Linked DNA regions of Homo sapiens: regions 2, 3 and 4 are each linked to region 1. Evidence: chromatin contacts called from ENCODE Hi-C or POLR2A ChIA-PET data. All regions are on one chromosome and are shown on one strand. Each heading gives the region's core, a stretch centred on a gene start or an enhancer-like site at or near the end of the contact. The rest is flanking DNA. Distances are from core to core; before and after follow the strand shown. Region 1 overlaps TSGA10 (testis specific 10). Region 2 overlaps INPP4A (inositol polyphosphate-4-phosphatase type I A). Region 3 overlaps MGAT4A (alpha-1,3-mannosyl-glycoprotein 4-beta-N-acetylglucosaminyltransferase A). Region 4 has its middle 14 kb from the start of LINC02611.

The links. A loop is a pair of places that touch in the nucleus more often than their neighbours do. ChIA-PET counts read pairs that join two places held with the same protein, here RNA polymerase II (POLR2A). Pooled maps may share reads with other maps.
Region 2: a map of GM12878 shows a loop between it and region 1 (3-fold over the local background). The contact joins two enhancer-like sites. A Hi-C loop is called at or near these places in 2 of 168 maps with a recorded cell type or tissue (CD8-positive, alpha-beta T cell and GM12878) and 2 of 50 pooled maps. POLR2A ChIA-PET finds 5 or more read pairs at or near these places in 2 of 52 experiments (A673 and GM12878).
Region 3: a loop to region 1 is called in a pooled map, with 2.5 times the contacts of the local background. The contact joins two enhancer-like sites. A Hi-C loop is called at or near these places in 2 of 37 single-sample maps with no recorded cell type and 4 of 50 pooled maps. POLR2A ChIA-PET finds 5 or more read pairs at or near these places in 2 of 52 experiments (Panc1 and WTC11).
Region 4: a loop to region 1 is called in a pooled map, with 7 times the contacts of the local background. The contact joins two enhancer-like sites. A Hi-C loop is called at or near these places in 2 of 37 single-sample maps with no recorded cell type and 5 of 50 pooled maps. POLR2A ChIA-PET finds 5 or more read pairs at or near these places in 1 of 52 experiments (PC-9).

Annotation. Positions count from the first base shown.
Region 1 is chr2:99,064,870-99,067,526 of GRCh38, reverse strand. It overlaps TSGA10 (testis specific 10), which reads left to right. Exons shown (of 21, transcript NM_025244.4): 16 at 2,403-2,588. Among named protein-coding and RNA genes, the nearest start is that of C2orf15, 76 kb to the left of the region's middle. Within about 2 kb of position 1,331, at least 9 of the 41 ENCODE cell types and tissues checked have a DNase peak (open chromatin) inside an H3K27ac peak, as active enhancers do.
Region 2 is chr2:98,582,891-98,585,547 of GRCh38, reverse strand. The region is part of intron 24 of INPP4A (inositol polyphosphate-4-phosphatase type I A); the gene reads right to left. Among named protein-coding and RNA genes, the nearest start is that of COA5, 24 kb to the left of the region's middle. RefSeq lists an enhancer at 1,087-1,588. Within about 2 kb of position 1,312, at least 3 of the 41 ENCODE cell types and tissues checked have a DNase peak (open chromatin) inside an H3K27ac peak, as active enhancers do.
Region 3 is chr2:98,701,204-98,703,860 of GRCh38, reverse strand. All of the region lies in intron 2 of MGAT4A (alpha-1,3-mannosyl-glycoprotein 4-beta-N-acetylglucosaminyltransferase A), which reads left to right. LOC124906050 (a long non-coding RNA gene) reads right to left here. Exons shown (of 3, transcript XR_007087149.1): 2 at 1,731-1,982. Among named protein-coding and RNA genes, the nearest start is that of MGAT4A, 29 kb to the left of the region's middle. Within about 2 kb of position 1,325, at least 17 of the 41 ENCODE cell types and tissues checked have a DNase peak (open chromatin) inside an H3K27ac peak, as active enhancers do.
Region 4 is chr2:98,756,881-98,759,537 of GRCh38, reverse strand. No RefSeq gene overlaps it. Among named protein-coding and RNA genes, the nearest start is that of LINC02611, 14 kb to the left of the region's middle. Within about 2 kb of position 1,302, at least 27 of the 41 ENCODE cell types and tissues checked have a DNase peak (open chromatin) inside an H3K27ac peak, as active enhancers do.

The DNA of each region.
Region 1 (2,657 bases), core at 82-2,581:
CTTCCCTTTATCTCCCTTGTCTGTTAGTAACATTACCTGAAATTCCACCATTAGGGATTATAACTTTTAGATTCTAGAATTATATTTTCAGACATCACACATCAAGCTTCTTAGGCTCAAGTGATCCTCCCACCTCGGCCTTCCGAAGTGCTGGGGATTTTAGCATCCTAGTATGAATTTGTTTATGAGATTGCATAACACTGGATGGATGCAGGCCCGGAGAGAATGAACCACGGATCCATTTTGATAGGGATAGACCATCAAGAAGTGTGGAGTACTTCATTCATTCACTCATTCATGCAGCGTGCTAGGTGCTGGAGTGCCAGAGATGAAAAATGGAGAGGAAACAGAATGACTGCCAGGCAGTGGGAACAACATGAGCAAAGGTGTAGGGGAAAAAGTAGGTCCTGTAGGTAGAGTAGTGTGTACAAGTGGATGATAAAGGAGAGGTAAGAAAGACCTTCTTTGAACCCTATTTTCAGAAGCTTTTGTTAGAACTAAAACATATAAGTTATTTAAGGATTGCCTTTTAGGAAGTTTATTTTGGAAACGTCAAGAATAAACCAGAAGGGTAACAAAATCAGAAGTGGAGAGAGCAGTTAGAAGAGGTTGTAACCATAATTTAGGCAAGAAATGCAAAGGATTCCAGCTGAGGCCTACGGAGTGTTGCAGTGAGACTTGTGGGTGGCCAGAGGGAGCTGTGGATACAGGGGAGGCACCATATAGAAGTAAAGAGATCCTGAAAGCAGGAAATAGAGAATACCAAAGAACAGTTTCATTTTCTTTATAGTGTTGCCTCTCATGCTCAACACTGCTCTGGCCTCTATGGGAGGATATGAAAAAGGGTAAAATATGCTTTCTGCTTGCCAAGAAGGAGGGAGCACTGGGTGGTTGGAGGACAGGAGAGACATTCTACGGAATCCCTTTTCACTTTGAATAATGTACTACCTGGTCACAGAACTAAATTTAATATAAAAATGGTTCCTGCTTTAGAGAAATACAAGGTGTTATCAGGGAGGCTTTACATCCACACCTAGCAACACAAAGCTGTAAGGCAGTTTTAAGTGAATGACATAGACAGTAAGTACTGCACAAAGTTAAAGAGGGTAAAGATCAATGTGAATACAATTCGTTTAAGTATATTGTACAAGCACCCTCCAAGTACATACTCTGTACACAACTATGATTGTTAGTACAATCATGGAAAACACATATCAGGTTCCTGCTGACACAGTTGGAGTATCTGAATCTTGAAAGCCAATAAGGTAGTTTAGTATATTGTTGACTAACACAGACTTGGCAAAGATCTTTCACATTAGAGGCCACAAGGTGGCAATATTAGCTGAATTTCCACCAGTAAACATAATCAGGAAATGGCTTATCTGATTTGAAAGGAGTATTAGACATTATTTATTGCAATTTGGTCATTTTATTTAGCCCAGGATTTCTGATAGGGACGTGCACTATTTATTAACAGGAGAGAAAGAGATCTAGTGCCTTTTAAAAAATTACCAAAATTACAACTAATTTTTTAGAATGAATTCACCAAACCATAATAAAATATTTTTTTAAATAGCCTAATAATGATTACTCGGTCTATTATATTGTTTGTGGAGCTGAATTTTTTTCCCTCCTTATTTCCCTACTAGAAATCAGACCCTACTTCAGTTACTCTGCTCATGATAGAATTTTGAAAGTTCAAAAAATCTGGTTCTTATTGTATGCTCAATTTATACATGAATGCATATTTACAACTAGTGTTTATTGGCATAGGTTTGATAGTTTACTTCTGAGCAATTTCAGGAAAGTTACTAGACTGGCAGGGAAAGTTACTAGACTAGCAGGTAAAAGATAATCATAGAACAGTTCATGATCAAGATAATTAAGGCTGGGGCTATGAATAAAAGGCAGACACCAGACAGGAAATTATCAGAAGCTGACATTTAAAATATGCAAGTACTCAGAAGCTCTGTAGCCAGCACAGCCCGGTAAATTGGTCAAGAACAAGGGAATACACCAGTACGAAAGGTCAGAGGCTCAGAATCCAGACCAGCAAGTAGTCAGTAAGCAGACATATGGGAAAAGCAGGCTGTGGAGGACTTCAAACAAAAGGAAATATAAGAACAAATTCATTCAGGTCTTGAAGAAAAGAGTAATTTACCTAAATTTACTATTTACTAGTGTTCACTGAGTGTTACTCAGGAGCCAGGGCAGATGCTGATTGCAGTCTTTGTTAATTACAGGATGACCTGTTTTCTAAACTAAGAGTATAGATATATTTCCTCAGGGTTCTATTATAAACGCTTCTCATGGCAAGTGAATTCCCAATGACTTGGATAATAATGTTTAATTTTTATCATATGTTCAGCATTTTAAAGTAATAGCTAAAGTTTGCTTTTCAGGAATCTGAGAACCGGCAAATGATGGAACAACTTCGAAAAGCCAATGAAGATGCTGAAAACTGGGAAAATAAAGCCCGTCAATCAGAGGCAGATAACAATACCCTCAAACTGGAACTTATCACTGCTGAGGCAGAGGGTAACAGATTAAAAGAAAAAGTAGATTCCCTCAACAGAGAGGTTGAGCAAGTAAGTTTGGAAAAATATGCTTATAATACATCCTGCATCATATTTAAAAGAGTTTTGTTTGGCCTTCCA
Region 2 (2,657 bases), core at 63-2,562, 480 kb after region 1:
AGAGGCCAAGCTGCTGCCCTAAGGCAGGACACCTCCACTGATCACGTCGGCTGCATACTTTTTAGGAACCAATGGTACATGTTGAGGTGGTCTTAGATTTTAGCAAGAGGGACTTAATTATTTCAAAGCTCCATGATTACTTTTATTATATCAATAAATTATTTCTTTTCAAGGGCATCCATTTTTGAAATGAAAATTAAAATGGAAACCCCAAGTGACAGATAATTTTAGGGAATCCTCTAGTTTTCCGGTTCCAGTGGGGTCTTCCACTTGAGAACTCATCTGCAGGCATCAGTATCTTAGTGATTCTATGGCTGAGCATGGGGTGGCTGCTACTCCTGTCACTTTGTGGAGGGAAAACAGGTCATTGTGTTAAAATCTCTGCTGGAATCAAGCCATAGGCGTAAATAGTGACTGTCACACTAGTTGAAAAAACTTATACAACAATTTTATAAGACCATCCAAAGAGAACCACTCCTGATTGTGGTTTCCCTAACTTCAGAAAGCTGATTTAATCTGAACACCTAGAGCTGGCTGACATCAACAATGCCTCAGCACTACTACAGTATAAGCAACTAAAAACCATCACTAAATGTCAATGACCCCTTTCTTGAATCATCTCCCATCTTTGTTTCATCCTGCCTATTTCTCACTAAAGCAAGTAAGATTTTGCATACGTATTTGGCCTGATTTCATGAGTAAAAGGCCTTAGTGACATTAAAATTCAGCATAAAGGGAGAGCAACTGAGTTTCTTTTCTCAAATACTTTAAGTTTAAAAAGCCAAAACCAACCCACCACCTAGGCTAATCTCATGGTGTCCTTTTGCTAGCTCTCCAAGTGCACAGGCGGCATACTGATTTTCACCCAGACCCTGGAGGAGAGAAACAAAGAACCTTATCTCGCTCCCTTTGGTCTCATTTCTCTCAGCCCACGGGCCAAGCCCACATGGGCAGAAAGGTGTGGTGACAATCAAGGATCAGGCCGTGGTGTCCTTGAGGCCCCCTGGGAGGGGCTCCTCGGCCTGGCCGCAGCTTCTCTGTGCTATGGGGCAGGGTCCTGGGAGGCGTCCCTGGAGGGTGCCACAGAAGCATCCTTGAGCCCTGGGAGAGGGAGGGGTGCTGTCTGCAGTCAGAGGGCCTTCCTCTGTGCATGGGCTCTGCCTAGCCACTAGCCCTGCTGTGGAAGTGGGAGTGCACGTAAGTCACCACTACAGGCATTGGAACCACGTTACCAGGAGCAGGACCAGGAAGCTGTGTAATGGGAACTGAATGAGGCTGTGGACTCTGCTCTCTTGCTTTCAAATAAAGCAAACAAGATGGTCTTAGTTGAAGTGCACGCCTCAATGTGAAAGAGGGAAAGTGGCAAACATGGCAAACATGCCTTTCAAATAATCACAGGCTGGACAGGACACTGCCCAGGGACTATTGTCATGCTGCCACAGCTTACACCACCCATGAGCTGGCGTTTGGTGACTTCAGACTCCCTACTGAAGGCCACCAGGAGCTATGCCACAACAGCCACCTCATTTATTTTAGAAGAGACAAGTGAACACACTGCACTTGGAGAAGCGTGGATTCACTTACAGGGGTGACACACAGGTGATGCCTGCCCCAGGGAGCCTGCAGTGCTCATGATGGTCTTACATTTTAGGATGTAAAGTGTTGAGTCTAGCATTTGCCATTCATTGCTAACTGCTTCTGTGATTCCTAGGACCCAGACTCTGAGCTGATACTGAATGAGAAAAAGCCCGGGGTAAGGTCTGGGAGTCCTGGAGAGATAATGAAGAGAGGTCGCTCGCTGCCTTTTGTGGTCGACTGGGTTTCTGGGCATGCATGGGTGTCAAGTTTCTGGAAAAGCAAGCTTCTCTAAATTCATTCCCATTTTTCTGGCCTGGTTAAAAAAAATCGTCTTCATAAACTACAGTGTATGGGGAACCAGCTGGAGATAGAAAGTGGAGGCACAACATAATATGAACTGGAAAACAGAGAAGCTGCTGACCGTCCTGCACAGGGTGTGGGGAGTTTTTCCTGATCTATTTGGTTACTTTTACAGGTGGACAATTACCCTCTGCCCTACATGGGTGTTAAGGTTACACTTCATCGCGCTGCAGGGAATGCCACGTGAGGACTGAGGGGGCACCAGCAGAAACCAGAGCGCCCTGCTGCTCTCTCAGCTCCATCCACCGCAACTGCCCACAAGTCAGGGATCACTTTTTTTTTTGGCATTTTTTCTTTGATTTTTTTTCATTATCAATCATATTTGATTAGTAAGAGAGAAAAGATGTTGGAACTTTAATCTGCAATTAAAGATACCATTTTTTAAATGAAAAATACTGTTTTAAAATAAATAAAAGTATATAACTTTAACAGCCTTTGGTGACTATATGCATTAATTCCTTGAACCAGCTGAATGATCCTTACATAGTGAAGAGTAAATCTAAAGTCACATGCAGTAGGTGATCTTTCTGTGTCTGGCGTATGCAGTAGGTGATCTTTCTGTGTCTGGCATATGCAGTAGGTGATCTTTCTGTGTCTGGCGTATGCAGTAGGTGATCTGTGTCTGGTGTGTGCAGCAGGTGATCTTTCTGTGTCTGGCGTATGCAGGAGGTTATCTTTCTGTTTGACTTATGCAGTAGGTGATCTTTCTGTGTCTGGTG
Region 3 (2,657 bases), core at 76-2,575, 360 kb after region 1:
TAATAAGAAGCCAGAGAGTTGGAGTGAAGAGGGGTCCTGGCAGTATCACAGCAAGTACAAAAGTCCTGAGGCCAGATGAGTGTGGCACATTAGGAGAGTGTAAAAGGAAGCTAGTGTGGCTAAAGCACTGTTAGGGGTAGGGAGTGTTGGGGGTGTGGTGGGAGATAAAGTTGGAAAAGCAAGCAGGGGCCAGGTCACACTGGATATGGAGGCCACAGGGACATCTTTGGATTTTATTCCTCAGTGGGAAGCTTTATGCCGAGGGTGTACCACAGTCTGATTGACATTTTTCAGAGATTCCTCTGCCTTTAAGGAGGTGTTCTTTATCCAGTTGAGGAAGTTCCCCTCTGTTCCTAGTTTGTAGAAAGTCATTACTTTTTCATATATTTTTTTCTACTACTTTTTCTCTATTTCCTTCTGTGAACGCTTGGGGGTATCCTATACTCTGGGGCCTCTCTGTTCAGTCTGTTCAGTTTGTTCAGTTTTCCTCAATCTTTTTTCTCTCTGTTCTTCAGACTCGATAATTTCTATTAATCTAACATCAAGTTCACTGATTCTTCTGTTCTTCTGCCATCTGAAATCTGCTGCTGAGCCTCTCTAGTGAATTTTAATTTTAGTTGCTCTAACAACTAAATTCCATTTTGTTTTATATTTCCTGTCTCTTCGTTTTCTCTATTCATTGAGTCAGTTTCCTCACATGGTCCTTTAGTTCTTTAAACTTGGCTTCATTAGTTCTTTTAACTTATTTATAGTAACTGTTTCGAAGTCTTCATCTGCTAAACCCAGCATCTGGGAATACTCAGAGACCACTTCCACTGACTGCCAGAATTTTATTTTTCCCCCGAGTATGAGTCCTGGTTTCTTTTTCCTTTGCTGTCTTGTGAATTTTTGTTGACCACCATATATTTTAGGTAATATATTGATGCAGTTCTGGATTCTTTACATTTTAACTCAAGTGGATGGTGATTGTTTTATTTGCTATTTGTTTAAGTAACTGGACTGGACTAAATCTCAAGTCTGTCTCTCCGGCTGTATCTGACTCTGGATGTCTCTGTACTTCCGTTTTGATTAGTTCTTATTTTTAAGCCTGGTTTCCTAGAGAGGTTGCCCCTGTGTCTGCATAGCATAGTGTTCAGTAAAGATTGGTCAGTGCTTGTAGTCAAACACCTCGAGCCGGTAGGGCTCCCTTCTCTGCTCAGGACCTGTTGGACTGTGGAGCACACGGTACTGCAAGCTGTTTGCGAGTGCGCCCCAGCTGTACTTTGCCCTGGTCTCCTTTTACAGCTCCTCTGTGTGTGTGCATGCATGGGCTCTAATGACCAGGTGTGCATGGGTGGTGTGGGCCTGCACTGCTGTCTGCTGTGCATGCTCAGAGCCTCCAGTCCACCTGGGATGTGTGAAGAGCTTTATAAGCCCCCTACAGCCATCTCATTTTCAAGGCCTCCCTATTAAGTCTCCAGCTGGTGTGCCAGTCCATTGCTTGTCCCAGATAGAACAGCAGCCTCATGGCAGCAGGCCTCTGGCCCTCCGTGCTGCTTGCCTGCCTCTGGGCTTGCTGCTCTCACTGACAACACTGCAAATCCAATGAGTCCCTGCCAGCAGTGGCAGTGAGTTTGCTAGTTTTCAAGGCCTGCCCCACGCCTGTTAAACTTCTGAATTGACAGAGCTGAGGGCAGGGCAGATGAGGGCAGCTCTTGGCAGGAAAAGTCACAGACTTGTGCTGTTCTCACCTGGAGTCCAGTGGGTTTCATGAATAAACACTTCTCAGTTTGTTGAATGTCTTGCTTGCTTTCCAGAGCACCAACTAGGTTGTTTTTGACTCTTGACCAGCTTTATAGTTGCTTTGTGGGAAGAGGATTTGTGAGCCTTCTCACTCTGTTATGCTAGAAGTTAGACATCCCCTGGGAAGTTCTCGAACGTGCCCCTAGGTAATTCTGATTGGCAGCCAGGGTTAGGCACCAGCACACCTGGGACTCTTTGAGCTGTAAATATACACATACAACATCAGGGCATAAGAAAGTTTTTGCCATATTGACTTTCTAAAAAGAAGAGTCTTGAATGTTTCAGGTGTTATAAATAAGGACCTAATTTTAAAACAGGACCTAACTAGGGTCTAGAATGTAGACCTAGCCTCTGCCAAATTGGTCAGCAGCCTTTCTTGCTGATATGTTAAAGTTTGCCGATTTAGACCTTGCACTTGGCATGGTATTATTTTATTTTATGTTCAGCTTAGTTGGCTAGCATCCATTTCCTGAAACAGACTCCTAATCTAATTTTTCCAGGTTGGAAAGCTTCTTAAGCAGTACATGTGCTGTGCTCAGAGGTTGTCTGGAATCTGTTTGAGGTATTCTTAACTCTGAAAGGATATTATTCATGGCCGACATATGAGAGGGGACTACACTGAGAACATTGGGTTATTACAGAACATTAACTGATTTTTTTGTGCTGCTTCAGAAACATTACTAATCAGGTTTTGGGGATGTGAGTAATTGTCCAGTTCTAGACCCATTGTGCAATGGATACAGTGGATAAAGTTGCACTGGACTCTGAAACCAGTAGTGGACAAGAATAGCATAAAAAAGAGACTAATAGATCAGCCTTACCTAATAGGATGAAATCTTAAATAAAATACCAATGAACTAAATCTTTAGAGCAGT
Region 4 (2,657 bases), core at 53-2,552, 310 kb after region 1:
ATAGGCAAGGCCTTTGTGTTTTTGCTTTTTTTGTGGTCTAATTTCTTTTAACAAATAACAGTTGTTTTTCTGATTAGGAAAGTAACACATTCATTGTAGAACACTTGGAATATTCAGAAAAAAATGTATTTTTTTTTAAATCGCCAGTAATTCTACCACCAGAGATAAATACTATGAATGTTTTTGTTTGCACTAAGCACACCTATGTGATTGGGATAATATTATTACCTAAAGTGTTGTGTTCCACTTTTCATGCATGTGCTCTTTTTACATTCTATTTTATTTTGAGACAGGATCTCACTCTGTCACCCAGGCTGGAGTGCAGTGGTGGCATCACAGCTCACTACAGCCTCAAACTCCTGGGCTCAAGCAATCCTCCCACCTCAGCCTCCCAAGTAGCTGGGACCACAGGTGTGCACCAACACACCTGGTTAATTTTTTGTATTTTTTGTAGAGACAGGGTCTCACTGTGTTGCCCAGGCTGGTCTCCAGCTCCTGGCCTCAAGTGATCCACTTGCCTTGGCCTCCCAGAGTGCTGGGATTGTAAGTGTGTACCACTGTGCCTGGTCTGTACTCTCGTTTTTAAAAAGACTCCTCAAAAACGTTGGAATTTTCCTTATTTTAAAAATACTGTTGAAGAACATAACTTAATGGTTATATAATAATATTTCACTATATTGCTGTACCATGTTTTATTTAGTCCTATTTTTGGACAGCTAGGCTGTCTCCAAATTTTCTCAATACAGAAATTCTACATAATATTCTTGCACACAAATTTTGGTCCACATCTGTTGACGTCTTTAGGATAAGTTCCTAAGAGTGGAATGAGCAACTCTAAGGGTTTTTTAAGTGGTCCTGACTTATATTGCTAAATTACTTTTCCAAAAGATTATGGTAGTTGATGGCCCTACTATGAGTGAATGGTAATTTTTGTACCGTCTGGTCTCAGAACCAAACCATCAGCTACATTTTTAAAATAATGAATTGAGAATGGATGAATTGTAGGCACATATGGGGGTTCTATTTCTCTTTCTATGGGACTCTAGGTATGATTTTCCCATTTTTGTAATTAGGATATACGGCTCCAGGAAATTGAGAGTGAGCCAGATAGTTTCTGGAGAAGTCAACTGTACCGAGGCCAGGAAACACTAGTCATCCCTGAGGGTCAAACACAGTTATGTACTAAGAATGAGGAAGTCCCACACAAAGTGGCAAGATGCTGGGTTAGCCCACAGTCTTAAGAGGGAAACCTGTTCCAGACATGACTTCCGCCCTTGGCAGATGAGGCTTCTGGTTGCCTGCCAATTATAACTAGCTAGAAACAGCATCACGGAGAAACAGTAAAGCAACAGCAAGGTGGCGGCTGGAGACTCGGGCATGAGGCCCAAGGCCAGGAGAGGAGCAGCGGGTGGGAAAAGCCTGAAGGAGGGGCTGGGTCTAGACCAGCTAGCAATCCCACAGCAGCCAATAGCCCAGCCTGCTGGAGAAGAGATTTCTAGAAATGCAAAAGTTTTCACATGCAACCACGAAAGCAGTTCACGGGCGTTCCTGGCACTGTCAGGAGGAAGTCAGGATCACACAGGGTGCACCTGGAAAGCAGCTGCCCTCCCCAAGTTTGACCTGGGCTAGCAGCTGGTACTGCCATGTGGGCTCTGGGTTTTATGAAGTTGCAACACCAGAACCAGGAATTTGGGGAAGATAAAATAGAAACAGAGAAAATATTTATATTTATTTAGACGAGAGATGTGCACAAACCACAAGCCCTGGAGATGCAGGGCGTCTAAACCATTGCCATTATTTCAGTAGCTTTAGGAGAGTTCGCAAGGTAGCTAATGATAAGAAACAGGAGAAAATCATTCTCCAACCCTCACAAACGAAAATGTCTGATCCGAGCACCCGTGGCTGTCTCACTGCTTAACCCTTCCAAAGAATAAACATGAAGTACTCTTCAGTATGGCTATGGGAAGAGCACATCCTGTTGCATTAGGAAACTTTAATTACTAAGTTTGATAAATCAAAGGTTGTCATTTACATGATACATCTTAACTTCAGCAAGAGGTTTAAACTCATCTCACATAAATCACTCAACAACCAGAAAAATACGGTCCTGATGTTGGCATGAGAGAACACACAAAGAATGTTTTCAAAGGCTGATCTTGGGCCAATATAGCTTAAATTTTCATCAGTGATGATAGAGGAGGGTGCAAGAGTAAATGAATAAAAGAGACAACCCAGTATGGGGTTAAAACAGTAACTAGCCATTGAAGATAGGGGGAAGTGAGGGGTAAGTCAACAGAAATCAGTAGTATAGACATATAGAATGAAGTTTGATAGCATCACTTGCCTTTAAAAATGAACAAATTAAGAAAATAACAAATGGAGTGAACACACAGCCTAGTAAAACATTCACTGTCTGGAGTCTCCAAGAATAAGCCACCCTAGGAAGCTAGGTTTCCCATCTGAGAAACCTTAAATAACTAATCTTAGGTTTCATCCATTCGTAATGGAAAGTTTTCAAGAATGTGTCACTCATTTCTCTGCTTTTTTAAAGAATGTGATGGGCCGGGTGTGGTGGCTCGCACCTGTAATCCCAGCATTTTGGGAGGCCGAGGTGGGTGGATCACCTGAGGTCAGGAGTTCAAGACCAGCCTAACCAA